Linked DNA regions of Homo sapiens: region 2 is linked to region 1. Evidence: chromatin loops called from intact Hi-C (ENCODE). Cell type or tissue: endothelial cell of umbilical vein. All regions are shown on one strand. Each heading gives the region's core, and the rest is flanking DNA. Links, peaks and the distances in the headings are about the cores only.

Region 1 (8,340 bases), core at 226-8,225:
ATTTAGGATATCTGTCACCTAAGTGTCTATCATTTTTGTGTGTTGGGTATATTTTAAGTTCTCTCGACCAGCTACTCTAAAATATATATTAAGTTAACCACAGTCATCCTATTCTGCTGTCAAACATTAGAACTTATTTTTTCTGCCTACATATATGATTGTACCCATTAACCAACCTCTCTTAATTCCCCACCCCTCTCCCGCCCACACACCCTTCCTAGTCTCTAGTGTTTTTCTTTCCACTCTCTACCTCCGTGGGATTTACTTCTTTTAGCGCTCATGTAAGAGTGAGAACATGTGAGATTTATATTTCTGTACCTGGCTTATCTTAATTAATGTAATAATCTCCAGTTCTATCCGTGTTGCTACAAGTGACATGATTTAATTCTTTTTCATTGTTGAGTATTATTTGTGTGTGTGTGTGTGTGCGTGCATGTGTGTCACACCTCTTTATTCATTCATCTATTGTTGGGCACTTAGGTTGATTCCATATTTTTGCTGTTGGAAATTGTGCTGCAATAAACATGAGAGTACAGTACAATATGTCCCTTTGATATATTGATTTCTTTTCTTTTGAGTAAATACCTAATGCTGGACTGGATTGTATGGTAGTTCTATTCAGCTTTTTGAGAATCTCTATCCTGCTTTTTATAGTGGCTGTACTGATTTACATTTCCACCAGCAGTGTATACGAGTTCCCTTTTTGCTATATTCTTGCCAACATCTGTTATTTTTTATCTTTTTAATAATAGCCATTCTAACTCTGTAAGAGTATATCTCATTGTGGTTTTAATTTTCATTTCTCTGATGAGTAGTGATGTTGAGCATTTTTTGTATACCTGCTGGCCATTTGTATGTCTTCTTTTGAGAAATGTCTATTTATGTCTTTTGCATATTTTTTAATGGGATTATTTAGTGTTTGTTGGGTTGAGTTTCTTGCACCTTCTGGATATGAGTCCCTTGTTGGATGAATAGTTTGTAAATATTTTCTCTTATTCAACAGGTTGCTTCTTCACTTTGTTGATTATTTCTTTTGCTGTGCAGAAGCTTTTTAGTTTAATATAGTCCCATTTGTCTATTTTTGTTTTTGTTGCCTGTGCTTTTGAGGTCTTAGCCATAACATTTTTGCCTCGATCAATGTCTTGAAGAGCTTTCACTGTGTTTTCTTCTAGTAGTTTTATAATTTTAGGTCTTATGTTTAAGTCTTTAACCCCTCTTGAGTTGATTTTTATGTATAGTGTAAGCTAAGGGTCCAGTTTCCCTCTTTTTGGTGTGTATATCAAATTTTCTCAAAACTATTTATTGAAAAGACTATCCTTTCCTCATTATGCAATCTTGACACCCTTGTTGAAGATCATTTGATTATATATGCATAGCTTTATTTCTGGATTCTTGATTCTGTTCCATTGGTCCATATGCCTGTGTTTATGACAGCATCACATGGTTTCGACATTTATTTTTGTTTTGTTCTAGATTTTTTCACATTTTCTAATCCCAAACATTTTTTTAAAATTTAATATACTATTTTTAAAGCATTTTTAGGTTCGTGGCAAAATTGAACAGAAAGTGCAGTGATTTCCCATATATTCCCTGCCCCCACACATGCATAGCTTTCTCCATCATCAACATCCTTCATCAGAGTTACACATTTGTTACAATTCATGAATTTACATTGACACATCACTATCACATTATTGTCATCATTATCAACTAATTGCTAACATTAAGGTTCAGTCTTGGTGTTGTAGAGTCTATGGGTTTGGATAACATACAATGTCATGTGTCCATTATTACAATAGCCTAAAGAATAGTTTCACTGCCCTAAAAATACTCTATGCTCTGCCTAACCCCTTAAATCCTGACAATCACAGTCTTGTTACTGTCCCCATAATTTGCTTTTTCAGAATGTCATATAGTTGGAATTATATAGCATGTAGCTTGGTAAGATTGGCTTCCTTCACTTAGTAGTATGCACTTAACGTTTTCTGCATGTCTTTTCATGTAATCTGAGAGCAGAGGTAATTTCGTGTCTTCTTTTCTGATTTGGATGTCTTTTATTTCTTTTTCTTGCCAAGTTGCTCTACCTAGGATTTCCAGTACTGTTTGAATAGAAATGGTGAGAGTGGGCCTCCTTGTCTTGTTCCTGATCTTAAAAGAAAAGCTTCAGTTTTTCACCATTGAGTATAATGTTAACTGTAGGGTGTTATATATGACTATTATTTGTTGTATATATTCATTCATTTGATGGTTTATCCTCTGTCACTAGGCTTTCTTTACTCTTTTAAATTATTTTTTTCCTTTTGCTCTTTTAACTGGATACTATCAAATGATGTTTGTTGAAGTTCACTGTTTTTTTCTTGTGCTTGATCAAGTCTGCAGTTGAACCACTCTAGTAAATTTTTCCACTAAATTATTGTATTCTTCAGCTCCAAAATTTCTGTTGGGTTCTTGTTTATATTTTATGTCTCTTGTTGACATTCTTATTTTGTTCATACATTATTTTTCTGAGCTTGTTGAACGTCTTTATGATGGTTATTTTGAATCTTTATGAGATAATTCATATGCCTCTGTTACTTTAGGATCAGTATGCGGAGATTTAGTTTGTTCTTTAATTGGGCCATGTTTCCCTGTTTCTTTATGTGCCTTGTAACTTTTATGATTGGATCTACGCATGTGAAATAAAGAGTCACCTCTGTAAATCTCTAAGGACTGGATTCATGTGGGGAAATACCTAATCACCAATCAGCCCTAATCAGCCTGCCTAGAGATTCTGTGGGCCTCAAATCTTTTTTATAGTTGTGCGTTCTCTGGACTTGTGCCTGTAAGTTACCAAGTACAGGGATTTACTCTTTTCTTTTTCAGGGGCTTGTAATCTCTTGCTCTCTCTGGAGCTACCACATGCTGCTCAGCTCTTCTTTGTTCTCAGTGGCTCCCAGACTTCTAGAGCGTGTTAGGTCCTGTTAATGCTGTTAGCTGGACAAGACAGGCACCAGTCCCTCAAGAAGCCTTTTGGAAAGTCTGCTTGCTGGACATATGTTTCAGTCAGTCTTCTCTTTCCCTCCCCTGGGAGAAACCCAGTGAGACATGATTAAGGTGGAAGACGGTAGTATTGACAATCCTGACCTTGTGCAGGCCTAGGATGATTTGTTTGTGTCTTAGTTTTTTTTTTTTAAAGTGCTTAAAAAGTTAAAAAAATTAAATAGTTAAAAAAAAGATTATGGAATAAAGATATAAAGAAAAAATATTTTTATACAGCTGTACAATGTGTTTTTGTTTTAAGCTTAGTGCTAGTACAAAAGTCAAAAAATTAAACAGTTTATAAAGTGAAAAATTTACAATTAGCTAAGGCTAATTTGTTATTGAAGAAAGTTAGTTTTATTTTAAAAATAGATTCAGTGTACCCTAAGTGTACAATGATGTCCTAGGCCTTCACATTCACTCACCACTCACTCACTGGCTCACCCAGAACAACTTCCTGTCCTGCAAGCTCCATTCATGTAAGTGTACCATTTTTTACTTTTATACCCAATTTTTACTGTATCTATCATATGTTTCCATATGCTTAGATACACAAATACCATTGTCTTACAGTTGCCTTAAGTATTCAGTACAGAAAAATGCTGTACAGGTTTATAGCTTAGGAGCAATAGGCTATACCATATAGCCTAGGTGTGCAGTAGGCTATCGCATCTAGGTTTGTGGAAGTACTCTCTATGATGTTCACAAAATGATGAAATTGCCTAACCACACCTTTCTCAGTATCACATTTCTCACTATCGCAAACTGACAGAATACAGTGTAGTCACGTGTCGCTTAACAGTAGATGACTATACTGTATTCTGACAGTTCATGATAGTGATTTTATGTCTACTCAAAAATCAGTAAGCATAGAATATACTACAAATGATTCTTGAGTAGTTAACATTATACTGGACACATAGGCCATATGCGACATAAACATATAAGACAAGGCCTGATGACTATTTAGAATGCATCATACACGTGGATAAAATAAAATGTTCACCGACGTTCAACTTTATGAGTTAGTTCTTTAAAAAATTCATTTATGAATGTATTTTTTTTGCTTAGAACTTTCAGTATTTCCACATAGAAATAATATTGTAAATGATAGCTATATGCAAGGTGAGGCAACCAAAGCAGTAATACAACTGAACTATTAATATAACCCCAAGACCTGAACCTGGCTTGCCAAGTTATTTTATTATTCTTTTGGCATATTTTACTTATTTTGACCAAGTGACCCACTTAGCCTCTTTCTGCCTCAGCTTTTGTGAAAGATAAGTATGTATCTGATTCCTCTTAAGTAACACTATATGCATAATGCTCACAAGGTTCTGGTGAAGCCCCTCCGGTCTTGCACTGCTGTTTCAAATAGTTAGCTTAAAGAGAAGTAGCTGTCTAGAGGACACCCAACATATTATTTATTTTTATTTTTTTGAGACAGAGTCTTGTTCTGTTGACAGGCTGGAGTGCAATGGCACGATCCCGGCTCACTGCAACCTCCTCCTCCCAGGTTCAAGCGATTCTTATGCCTCAGCCTCCTTATTAGCTGGAATTACAGGTGTGCAACACCACGCCCAGATAACTTTTGTATTTTTAGTAAAGATGGGGTTTTCCCATGTTGACCATGCTGGTCTTGAACACCTGGCCTCAAGTGATCTGCGCAACTCGGCCTCCCAAAATGCTGGGACTACAGGCATGTAATCCCAACAGATGTACAGCCCCAACAGATATACAGCAAGTGATTAAAAATGAAAGTGTGAGTGAGGTTCAAGTGTAGTTAGTCATCTCCTAATGCCCATAACCTTTCCCCTTCATGCCTCTTCTGAATCCTCGAGAGACTGCATGTTGCTTTTTTGTGACTTTTGACTTTTCTCTTTCCCTGCTTGGTTTAAAAGTTTTCTGCATGTTTCACCAACATAAACATATTCTTGGATTGTGGGAGTTAGGAGACAGATGAAGTGGAGAGAAGACCCACCAGCCTCATGCTTATTATGAGAATTCTGAAGCATCTTCCCTTTCATAGGGTGCTGTGCTCTGAAGCATTGTTGAGATTAGTATCTTAGTTGTGAATGAAGACAAACAATACAGTATAAGTGAGTGACTAATGTAGAAAACATGAGGAAAGGTGCCAAGTTCATTTTCAGCGCTGATGGTTGTGGTGTGACACTCTCATGCCAGCCAAAGAGGTGCCTGAGGGAAAGGTTTAATTGCACTTTTGTGTAATAACTACTGGACAGGTGTCAAAGGGTAGCTCCATTATTCCAGTTGGCTCAAAAAAGGGCAAGAAATTCTATCAGGTTCTTGTTTCTCAAACAAAATAGAGTTCAACCAATTCAGTATTTGCTATAACTGGTGAGTGTATGGGTGTGTAATTGAGAAAGGCGGGGGAAACTTGGAAAAAGCTAAGAAGCTAAGACAGAATCAGTATGAATCACTATGTTTTGGGAAGTTATATATTATTTTTGCTGTCTTGATTTTGTGACATTGAGCCAAGAAATATAAACATATTAAACAGTTTTGCAAGACTTCCTTTTCTCTGCATAATGTTAGCAAGTCATTAATAAACTTCCCATGCAGTATATTAAGAAGTTTTACCTGGAGCCTAAAAGCACAGAAATTTCTTGTAGGTTATTAATGGCAATGAGTCAACTCACTCAAAGTGAGAAATACACATTTTATGGGGCCTGAAACAGGATCTGTCTATCAGGATATTATTGGAATGTCTTAGTATAGTGCCTTTACTCATGACTAATTTGGGTTGTAGGAAGTTTGATTTATTCAAATATAAATTGTGTTAACTGGTTACTTTGTCAGGTGTGTGTGTGTGTGTGTGTGTGTGTGTGTGTGTACAAAGCTTGAGATTTTCAATCATCACTATGATATTTTAGTTACTATGATTTTTTAATTTCAGTTCTCACTATGATTCTGGAAGGACAGGAAAAAATCCTTTTGTTTTTAAAACTTACATAAAAATATTGCCTTTCTGTGGAAACTTGAATAATTTTCATAACCATTTCCCCTGCCTGTGATTACCTTTATATAGGTACAAAACACTTTCTTTTTGTTTAAACTTGTATCCATTATGGAACTATAGGCTTAAGTGCATTGGGAAATCAAATGAATAGAGATTAGTGACATTATATTGGAAAAAAACGAGAGGTTTTCCAAATTTAGGAACCCTATGGATGTGTGTAACTGACAGAGAAAAACATCCTTTTTCACATTTTAGCCTTTTTCTTCTCATCAGTTTAGAAATTCAGGCCTTAGAAAAATAATGTGTAAATAAATGTTGGTTAGTGTAGCACGCCTTGGGCAACATGGTACAAAAATATTGTTTCAGGTACTGTCTCCCTGATCTCAGTCTCCTGCCTACTCAAATCCTATTTTAAGGACAACCTCTTTTAAAGGAACTGCCTAGATAAATATCTTACTGTCCTAGAACTGTGTCTTCCTTACTAACTAAACAACCTTGATCTTTTTCCTCTCTCCTTGCCTTTTGGTTTCTTTCTGACTTCTTCTTCTACCTCCTTCTCTTTCATGCTTTCCTTTTTTTTTTAAAAAAATTAATCTTTTTCTTCCACTCATGCTGAGATGGGGTAGAAGGTGGCCAGAAAGATAGACAAAGATTAATGGTCCCATAAAATATTATTCCATACAGTAATATGGAATCTAGGAAGACTCATGGAAAAATGCACACCAGGGAAATGCCGCTTCAGTGTGCTTGCTTCACATATGTAGACTGGCTCCTTTAGAGTTGCACAGGGTCTTCATCATGTTTTTTTTTTTTTTTTTCTATACACCACTGTGCTCATTTCATTGAGGCTCAAAGGAAAAAGAATTTCAGTGTTTCAAGTTCAGCCCTTGCCTGATATATAAATCTTCCCTGTAACAAGTCAGCTAATGGTTACTTGCCCTTAGACATTAGACAGGTTTACTCAATAATAGAGGAATAGTTATGTAAACTATGTTAAATGTAGCTACTCAGTGAGATATTGAAGTCCTTAAAAATGATAGCTCTGAAGACTACAAAATGCCTTGGAATATGCTTATGTTATATGAAAAGAGTTTTCAGCAGATTTATTGTTACAACTATTAAAACGTGAATATATGCATGTTGCAAAATACTGTTTTAGGAACCGTGACTGATTTTTTTTCTTTAGTATTATTTTTCCAAATGTCCAATAATATGTATATTACTTTTATGATTAAAAAAATCTCCCTAAATGGATATGACCAGGAAAGACAACCCAAATACCCAGCAGTATGCTTCATGGTTTCTGGCCCTTCAATGATATCTGCTCTCAAATCTGTTGTTCCCTGCTTTGGATTTTAAGCTTTTGTTTCTACTAACAGAAAATAAATTTACACTTTCAAAAGAGCAAGAAAAAAGCTGTACACTTCATTAGTCTGTTTAAAAATAGCTTTGACACTCGATTGCATAATCCCCAAATGGAAGGAAATATATCAGAAGGTAAGCAAGATATTTACTTTTAGACGTGCTTCCTTAAAGTCTGGTGTGCAGAAACTGCCTTCTGTAGAAAATAATATCCCTTTTAAGTAATAAGAATTAAATTTTATTTTTATAAAGTCTTCATGAAATAAATATATTTTGACTCATATTTTTGTAAGAAACATTATGGCATATTGTTTCTTACAAAATCTTCCTTACAAAATATGCTGGGGGGGGAACCTTGAAAATATGCTTATCAGTCTCTAAGTGTAGTATGATTTAAACACCTATGTTTTGTATAAAATATGCAAAGTACTACTCCATTTCTTTTCTCCACATGAAATCAAATATATATTTTTATAAAGAAAAAGATTATTGATGCTAGGTTTTGAAAATCTAACATTTGTCAGTACTCTATAACATTACATTTAATTGTGGAATGTAACTTTGTGATTTCTGCATTTTATATTTAGACAGATGCCTCTATTTTTCCTAGAAAAAAATAAAACAAGTACCATGTCCATATAACTACAGAATTTCTGAAAAACTAGTTTCATGTAATGAGTCACAAAATTTGATATCAAATCACAGATATATGAATTAACTTCTATAAAATTTAATTATCTTAAATATTAAATAGTATCTCTGGATCTCTCAGATGTATGCAAAAATGGAATACAACTTGAATTTCCAGTAAGGATTCAACAATCACTCTGTGTTCTCTCAGAATAACATTCTAGGCAATAAAGGGTTTTCCTTTGATAAGTATGTATCCTTCACTGTAGAACTGTAATGAGAGCCTAATCGATTGATATGCTAGTAACAATGTTTTTCCTGTTCATGGAAATTAGCCTTAATTCTGCAGT
Region 2 (8,340 bases), core at 192-8,191, 460 kb after region 1:
CTTTCTTTCTTTCTTTCTTTCTTTTTTTCAGCTCATCAGTTATCGTTAGTGTTAGTGTATTTTATGTGTGGCCAAAGACAATTCATCTTCCAATGTGGCCCAGGAAAGCCAAAAGATTGGACACCCTGGTTTAGATTCCTAGTTGCTGCTGCTTTAATCTGAACTGTTACTCATCTTCCCTGTCTAAAGTGAAGATAATGAGGTACAATGCAGTGGTAAGGATGGTGAACAGTGGCCTTGAATTCAAGCTGCTTGCCTTGAAATTCCTGCCATCCCACTTGCTACCTATGTAATTTTGAGCAAGTTTTTTTGATCATTTTCATTCCCAAATTTCCTTTTTTAAAAATAATTATAACATTAGTTGTGACGAAGAAAGATGACAAAATATCTAAACCACCGGGTATATGATAAACACAAATTAGCTATTATTAAGCTTATCATCAACTGGGAGAAATAATACTTATCTTACATCCATATGTACTATTAACATCTTTCAAGTCGAATCTAGATAGAGCATATCACAACATTAGTATGCTTGCCAGAGGCTATTTTTTATTTTTTTGGTAAAAATTATGACAATGACAATAAAAACTTAACATCAGATACATTATCAGTTTGAATTATTATGATACAACTATGACAAAACAATTCATGTTAAGAATTTAGTACCACAAACTAATGACCTCTGAAACATAACGCACTATCTTTGTTAGTCTTTGTTAGCAGGGCATCAAGTATTATAGTATTCCGATTTAAAAAATATTTTAATAGCCACTAAGGTTTTGGGTTTGAATAGATACCGTTTAAAGCAAAAACAAATAAATAAACAAGCGCATAAAATTGTGTGTTTTCTGCGTGTGTCTAACATTAGTTGAGTGCTTACTATATTCCAGAAATAGGTTGCTGGGCATTACACAGTCTAGGGGTTTTTGTCCTTTGGTTTCCTTCCTGCTTAACAAACAAAAGCAAAAAACAAAACAAAAAAACTGCTTGGGAGATTGGGGATTAAATTGAAGAGGGTAAAGTAAGCAGTTTTCTGGGGTAAACGCTGTAAGGTTTTAAAATCTCCAAATGTTCCCTGCATTTGCACTGTCTACATTTAGGCATCAACTTTTACTACCTCTAGGATTAGTTTTTCCTTTCCCAATCCATGTTGACAAAGTGGGTCATAAAGATCCGTAGATCGTTTGCCCAGATCTGCCCTCAATCTGCGAATCAGCTTCCTCGTTTTAGAAAATCTGAAATGTAAAAGGGAAAGGGGCTGGGATCGCGTGGGGAGGAGGAACGAAATGGAATCCCGCGTGGGCAGGCGGCTGGCCAGGAGCACATTCCCCTAGCCTCCCTACGCGCCAGCCCCGCGGCGTTGGGAAGCTCCTCCCTGACCTTTCCTTCCTCCTCCTCCTCCTCATTCTAGGCGGCAGTGGCGGGCGAAGCGTGAGCGCTGCGGTATTTTGTCCCGAACGGTGACCCCTCCTCCCAGGCAGGCTGCGGCGGCGTCGGTGGCAGCGGAGCACGGAGAAGAGGCCCGGGCGGCCCGGCGGCCTGGAGGCCGCGAAAGGTGGAGGCCGGGCCGCCCTTGTGCACCGCAGGATTGACCCGGGAAGGGGCAGAAGCTAGCGAGCCCCGCCCGGCCGCCGGGAAGGTGGGGGAAGCCCCGTGCACCCCCCGCCCTCCGGCCGCCGCCGCCCCGCTGGCCCTGCAGCCGTCGCCGCTGCCTCGGGCTACAGCCCCGGGCTCGGCGGTCCCGGCTGGGGAAGGAGGGCGGCGAGCGCGTCCGGAGCCGCCGGAGATGGCGGGAGGGCACTGCGGCAGCTTCCCCGCGGCGGCGGCCGGCAGCGGCGAGATCGTCCAACTGAACGTAGGGGGGACCAGGTGAGTCGGCGGGTAGCGGGCTTGCAGCGGGGATGCCTTGGCGGCCTCCTCCTTTGGTGTCGACGGGGACCGAGAGTCGCAGGAACGAGGGCGAGCGTGGGAGGCCAAGCCTGGAGGGGAACGTGGGGGCCTCCAGGCGGCAAGAACGTCGGGCGGATTTTGGAGCTGGTGAAGCATCTGCTCTGGGAAGGGAGAGGCAGAAGGGACGCTTGGAATTACCGAGGACCAGGCCCATGTGGCAGAGTAGCTGCTGTCCTAGAATGCCAACCTTTGCCCCTCCCAACAGGCAAGGAGAACCATTACACAGCCTTCCTTACCTCATCTCAGATTAGAGTGTATTTGAGGACTTTATTTAGTAGAAACCTGGCTTTGTGGTTTGGATGTTGGAGATGAACTTGCTTTCCTTTCTCTTTGGTCAACGAGGTGTCGGTTTTCTTAGGGAAGAGTGCGGTGTTCTTTTCCGCGCCTAATTAGGGGATTTGTAATTTGAAAGATTTCTGTGATGGGAGTGCAGTAGGTTTGCAGTACCTAGTTATTTATTTTCAGAATTTCTTGGTGCATGGGCTTGAAGGATCTGTTCAACTTCTAGGACAGTGTGTCCAGAAACTGCAGTTTGAACATTTGCTTTTAGGAAGCTCTGGATATTGGCACGGTGTGACGCCCTTGGAGTAAACAGACTGAATGCTCTTCTCTGTCTGTTCTCTTTCTGGCCTTCCGCCCCCCCCCCCCCCCGCCCCTTCTGTGCCTGTTATTAAGTTTGTTGGGGGAAAAAATCGTAGTTTTTGTGGATTTCCTATAACTTATGAGTCACTCCTCTCAGAAAAGGGAGTTTGCCAGCTGTTTGAAAGAAGGATTAGTTGAGTTTTAGGCTTGGTAAGGAGATAAACAAGGAAATGCTCTGGAATACAGTTAATTTTTCTGTGCTTGAGAATATGATTTTCAACCAGCATTTTAAAAGTATTTTAATGTCTTAGAACCATAGTGATAAAAAATGTCTACTGTAGTGCTTTAATCCTAAACATTTGATAGCTTTCTAGAATTTAACACAGAAAACCATGGTACTTCGTTCTTAGGGTTTTTCCTCTTCCCCCAAATCAAAACTTAGATAATTTACAACGTTATTGCAGTTGTATAGAAACCAGTCTTATGGAGATTTATGTCTCCTAATGTAAGAAATGGAGTTTTTCCTAAAATCACGTTAAAATATTGGAAGTTTGGTAACTTGTGGAATACCCCTAAAGAGGAGGCCTGCAATGTGTGTTGATTATACTGAAGAGTAGCAGTATAATCATTTACAATCCCTACACTGGTTTCTACTTGCTATTGATAGTTAATGTATTTCTTTTCTTTAATTTTCTTTTTTTTTTTTTTTGAGACGGAGTCTTGCTCTGTCGCCTGGCTGGAGTGCAGTGGCGCGATCTCGGCTCACTGCAGCCTCTGCCTCCCAGTTTCAAGCGATTCTCCTGCCTCAGCATCCCGAGTAGCTGGGTCACAGGCGCGCGCCACCACGCCCGGGTAATTTTTGCATTTTTAGTAGAGACGAGGTTTAACTACGTTGACCAGGATGGTCTTGATCTCCTGACCTCGTGATGCTCCCGCCTCGGCTTCCCAAAGTGCTGGAATTACAGGCGTGAGCCACCGCGCCTGGCCGATAGTTAATATATTTCTATTCAGACATTCACAAGGACATACAGTATTATTGTAAAAATTAAGCAGTATTGTTATTTACTATGTGGATGGCTTAATACTGAGTGAACTCTTATTAGAGACTGCAGAATTCATTTAAAAGTTTTAACTCATAAGGCAGTTATCTTGGCACTGTAACTTTTTTTTTTTTTTTTTTTTGAGACAGAGTCTCGCTCTGTCATCCAGGCTGGAGTGCAGTGGTGCGATCTCGGCTCACTGCAAGCTCCGCCTCCCAGGTTCGCGCCATTCTCCTGTCTCAGCCTGGCACTGTGACATTTTATCTTGTGTTTACATTATTTATGAAACTTGAGCTTATCAGGTTCTAATTTTTTCTAAGTGATATTAGCAAAGATACAAAATAGTACATATATTACTGGTTTGAACAGTTTACAAGACATGAAATTGTTAGTGGGAATGGAAACATTAAAAAACTTCAGAAAATTGTTAAGATAAAATGGCTTATAAAATAAGTAGTAATGGTATGGCCCGTAGAAAACAACATCCGACTCCATATTCTAAGAATATTTTCTAGATTTGCTTTGAATCCTACACTCGTGCAGCATTTTAGAGCTAGATGAGATCTAGAAGTCACCTGTATCTTGTACAAAACACAGTGTAACATAGTCACTTAAGCCACTGTAAGAGAAAAATCCTGATATGATTGCCACTGAAGTTCAGGAACTGCTGTGGCATAGAATTGAAGTTCTGAAGTGATAGAGTAAAACTCAAAAGGAGAGTTTGTTGGGAGCAGAGAAGCATATGCTATCGGTAAGGTCTTTTTTTTTTTTTCCCTCAGGAGAATAGACATGAAAATGGATATACTCAAAGGAATTATAGAAATGACTAATTTTTATGGTTTAATACTTTGTGGGTGATTCAGAAAGTAGAGTAGATGAAGTTTCATTTAGAATTGTTAGTATTCGTTATTTACAAAAAGTAATGAAGTGAATTCACTATGACTGAATTTATGATTAATTCTGTTATGGGCAAGTGTGATTTTGGGCCTCATGCAAGAGGGCTGGGACTAGCCATTGAGGACTCCTGGACAAAGAGCTTTTGAGTCAGGTATATGTTTCCAATTCCCAGGCTTTATCTCTAACTAGCCTAGCAACCTTGGACAAATATTTTGATACTTAGTCTATTAAAATGTAAAGTGACAGACAGTAGTACCAATCTTATCAGATTGTTATAGGAATTTGAAGTAATAAATGTGAAATGCAAGGGTTAGTGGCATTATCAGTACTTACAGTGCAGAATAAATAACTAGTTAGATTGCTACCAAGTTAATTTAGTAGGAGGCAAGTTGCATGAAGTATAACTGTGGGTATGCAAATTTCTTTAGTCCTTTGCTGAAACCAGATTGTACATGACTCTGTTCTTGGGACACTATGGGTATGGGATAAAAAACAAATCAAAACAGAAAAGGCTTTCAAATGATTATGCTCATCATGTGTAATTTTAAGTGTGTTAGTTTTCATGAAGTTATATTCGAGACTGGTTTTGGGGCCAGAAGTTTAAAAAAAAATTGGTGGGGATGAGGGTCTAATTCCTTTGCCCAGAAATTCCAGGTTACTAACCTTTCCCCAAAATGCTGATTAAAATTGAAACTGATAATATGATTTTAAGCAGACCTTTGTGATTTTCTAAGTAGCACATAATTTTAATTATTTGGAATACAATTGGTGAATAAGTGGTGAATATAAAAGATTGCAAGTTATAAGCTGTCCTCATTTGGAATGAATTTGATGGCCTCCAAAACAGTGAATCTGCAATGTATGAATCCTTGGATCCTTCAATTTACCATTGAGTGGATTTGCTTTGATTTTGGACCAAGTCAGTTTTCTGTGACTGGGGTAATCTGTGTATTTTTTATTTTTCTTAAGAGTCTATTAAGAAACGCATTTAGGAGCATTTGCAGTGTTTTCTTAAAGTGACTCATTTGTTAATCAGATAAATGGGCGTAGGAACTGCTTATAAACACCTAGACTGTCCATAACCTGTGAAATTAGTTAGTAGTCAACTTCTATGTGTTCCCTAAAGTACCCCTTACTGTAGTTTACATTTAAATGTCTTTAATAAATGAATTGTTTTACTGTCTTTCCTTCAGTTAGCCAATGAAAGAATACTTTTCCTTACAAATTGTAAAGTTGTATGTGGGAAGAAGTGGAGATAAACTTTTTTTTTTTTTTTTTCCGAGACGGAGTCTCGCTTTGTCGCCCATGCTGGAGTGCAGTGGCGCGATCTCAGCTCACTGCCAGCTCCACCTCCTGAGTTCACGCCATTGTCCTGCCTCAGCCTCCTGAGTAAGCTGGGACTACAGGTGCCCGCCACCACGCCTGGCTAATTTTTCGTAGTTTTAGTAGAGACGGGGTTTCACCGTGTTAGCCAGGATGGTCTCCATCTGCTGACCTCGTGATCTGCCCGCCTCGGCCTCCCAAAGTGCTGGGATTACAGGCGTGAGCCACCGCGCCTAGCCGAGATAAACTTTTAATTGTGATTGGAAAGCATGTTTTGATAATGATAGAAAATTTATTTTGGAGACTAAGGCACTTTTTATGGAACAGTGCATACACGGCTTCTGCTGTTACTGACACTGAGACTGATACTGCTAAATGATTTAAGTGGGCAGTTTAGTGACATCTGTGTGTCAACACCAGTGTATTCTGAAAGTGCTCTGTTGTAACCATAAAATGCCTGCAGATCGTACAGAAGAATCAAGTCTCCGTTTTGTACAGAACATTTAACTGAGTTTTAGAGTGTGATTCTGTTTATCACACATAAGTTTCAATAAACATTTACTGGGTGTGTGCTAGGTGCTAAGAACAATGCTTTTAGGTGGTCCTCTCTGGCTTTAAGAAAAAACAACATCTACTTTTTTAATACAAAATCCATTTCTGAAACTGAGTTTGAAAAGTGAATTTACAGATAATCCATTTATCAAGATATGTAAAATATTATGAGCCATTGTTGCCTCAGGTGCCTGGATGGACTTGCAAAGTTGAGAGATCTGTGAGACTTCTGACACTACTCTGTATAAGCCTTGGTAGTCACAGTCACCCTGGCCTGCAATCCAGTGCTATTTAATAGCCCACTTAGAAGATGGGAATGGGAAGTAGGATGTATTTTGAGGTTTGTTATGCTGCAGTGAGCATAATAAAAAAAAGTAAGCAACTTCCACGTTTTTGATAATTCCAGGCTGCTAATTTAGGTAATGGCAGACAATAGATGGATGATACAGTGTATACATGCACAGCCTGGGAAACATCCCTTAGCCATTTTGGCTGGGGTTTGGCCTGTGTTTCCTGGTGATAGTGCATGGTAACTAGTGCCACTATTCAGTCACCTTGTTTAGTTTAAGTATGAAAGGTAAAAATAAATTTAGGGATTTCATATAATGCCAGAAAATAAATGTGGAGTGAAAGTAGAGGTTTGCTAGGCTGGGTGAGATAACATTGTAGTTCAAGGTGATATCTTAAAATGAAAATACTCAGAGAAGGGCTGGACTGAACAAGTACTATATTGCTTTGTTTGCCATATCAGTTTACATAAATTATTGGTTTGTTGTCCCAGTCTATTATACTGTACTTTGGTAAAGATCCTCCCTTGGTAATATACAAGCTTGATCAAATGACAACCTCAGAACAGTGATGTATTTGGCTGAATGATTTTTGAATGAATGAAGTCAGCAGTTGCAGATAGCCCAAGACTGCCTATAAAGAAGGTGTTAAATGAGTAATTTACAGTGAAATTACTATGAGCTTAAAAAGAGATAATACAGGATTGGATATTTAGAAAAACTATTACAGGGAAGGTAAAACCTGAGTGGTATCAAGAAAGATGGACGGATCTTGAATTATTGGACATGAAGAGAGTGATCTAGCTGAATAAAGATACCAAAATGGTAGTAAGCATGAATTTTTTGGGGATATGAAGAAGTTTTGTCCTATTAGAGGGGAAAACCAGCATTTGTACTGGAGAGATGAGATGGAACCTGAAGGTAATTTTGAATGTTATACTGAGAAGTTGAGACTTGGTGTGATGGGCTAATTGTTGATTCTTCAGCAGAGATTAGCTTATTGGAAAGTAGTGTTTTAAGATGCATTATATGGCGGATAACAAGTTGTTTATTGTTATTGAGAGCTGCTTGTATAATCTTAACTCTGAATTGAAAGTAGCAACGTTTAAAAATATTAACTGTAATAAATATATTGGTACAGCTATAACTATAAAACATCTTGTAAATCATTAGCCAGTGTATTAAAACAAGTTAACTAATACTGAAATTTCAAATCATGTTCTCACTTATAATACCAGATGATTTTTAATTGCAGATTTAGTACCTCAAGACAAACTCTTATGTGGATTCCAGATTCTTTTTTTTCCAGGTATGTCTTATAATTCTTTAGTGTATATTTTAATACATTTATTTACCAAAATATAATAATGTTTGTCAGTTAAATTTTTTTTAATAAAAAAGGTTAACTCTTAAAATTATATATTTTTGAACTTGGAAGATAGATAACTTACTTTTAGTGGTCTTTAACATTTGGTAAAGAATTAGCACATTTGTTTATACTCAGATTTTAAAAACTAACTTTAGATTATTAATGACTTCCAGTTTGCTGAGTGGGAGAATTTCAACACTTCGAGATGAAACTGGTGCTGTGAGTATAATAATAATTGATACATATTCCTAAATTAATGCTTATAGTGCTTGGTCCTAACATATAGTTACTCTAAGAATATAGGAGAACTGATATTTTAATAATCACTGAATGAAAG

Evidence for each region. Hi-C counts contacts between places; a loop is a spot of excess contacts. Peaks named below come from ENCODE experiments on the same cell type or tissue, not always from the same donor. Only the 100,000 strongest peaks of a DNase experiment are listed, where the experiment ranks them.
Region 2: a loop joins it to region 1, with 10 times the contacts of the local background. A loop is called at or near these places in 2 of 110 quality-filtered maps.

What each region holds. Positions count from the first base shown.
Region 1 is chr1:215,109,157-215,117,496 of GRCh38, forward strand. All of the region lies in intron 2 of KCNK2 (potassium two pore domain channel subfamily K member 2), which reads left to right. Among named protein-coding and RNA genes, the nearest start is that of KCNK2, 31 kb to the left of the region's middle. In endothelial cell of umbilical vein, for the core only: no CTCF peak of the experiment used is centred there; DNase peaks (open chromatin) are centred at 5,135 and 5,505; H3K27ac peaks cover 2,082 bases.
Region 2 is chr1:215,565,897-215,574,236 of GRCh38, forward strand. KCTD3 (potassium channel tetramerization domain containing 3) reads left to right here and starts at 1,408. Exons shown (of 18, transcript NM_016121.5): 1 at 1,408-1,872; 2 at 7,890-7,943; 3 at 8,177-8,222. The coding sequence starts at 1,790. It overlaps LOC124904599 (a long non-coding RNA gene), which reads right to left and starts at 1,461. Exons shown (of 2, transcript XR_922599.2): 1 at 1,384-1,461; 2 at 531-1,238. RefSeq lists a silencer at 1,540-1,809 and an enhancer at 1,622-2,482. In endothelial cell of umbilical vein, for the core only: no CTCF peak of the experiment used is centred there; DNase peaks (open chromatin) are centred at 1,335 and 2,095; H3K4me3 peaks cover 2,252 bases; H3K27ac peaks cover 1,905 bases.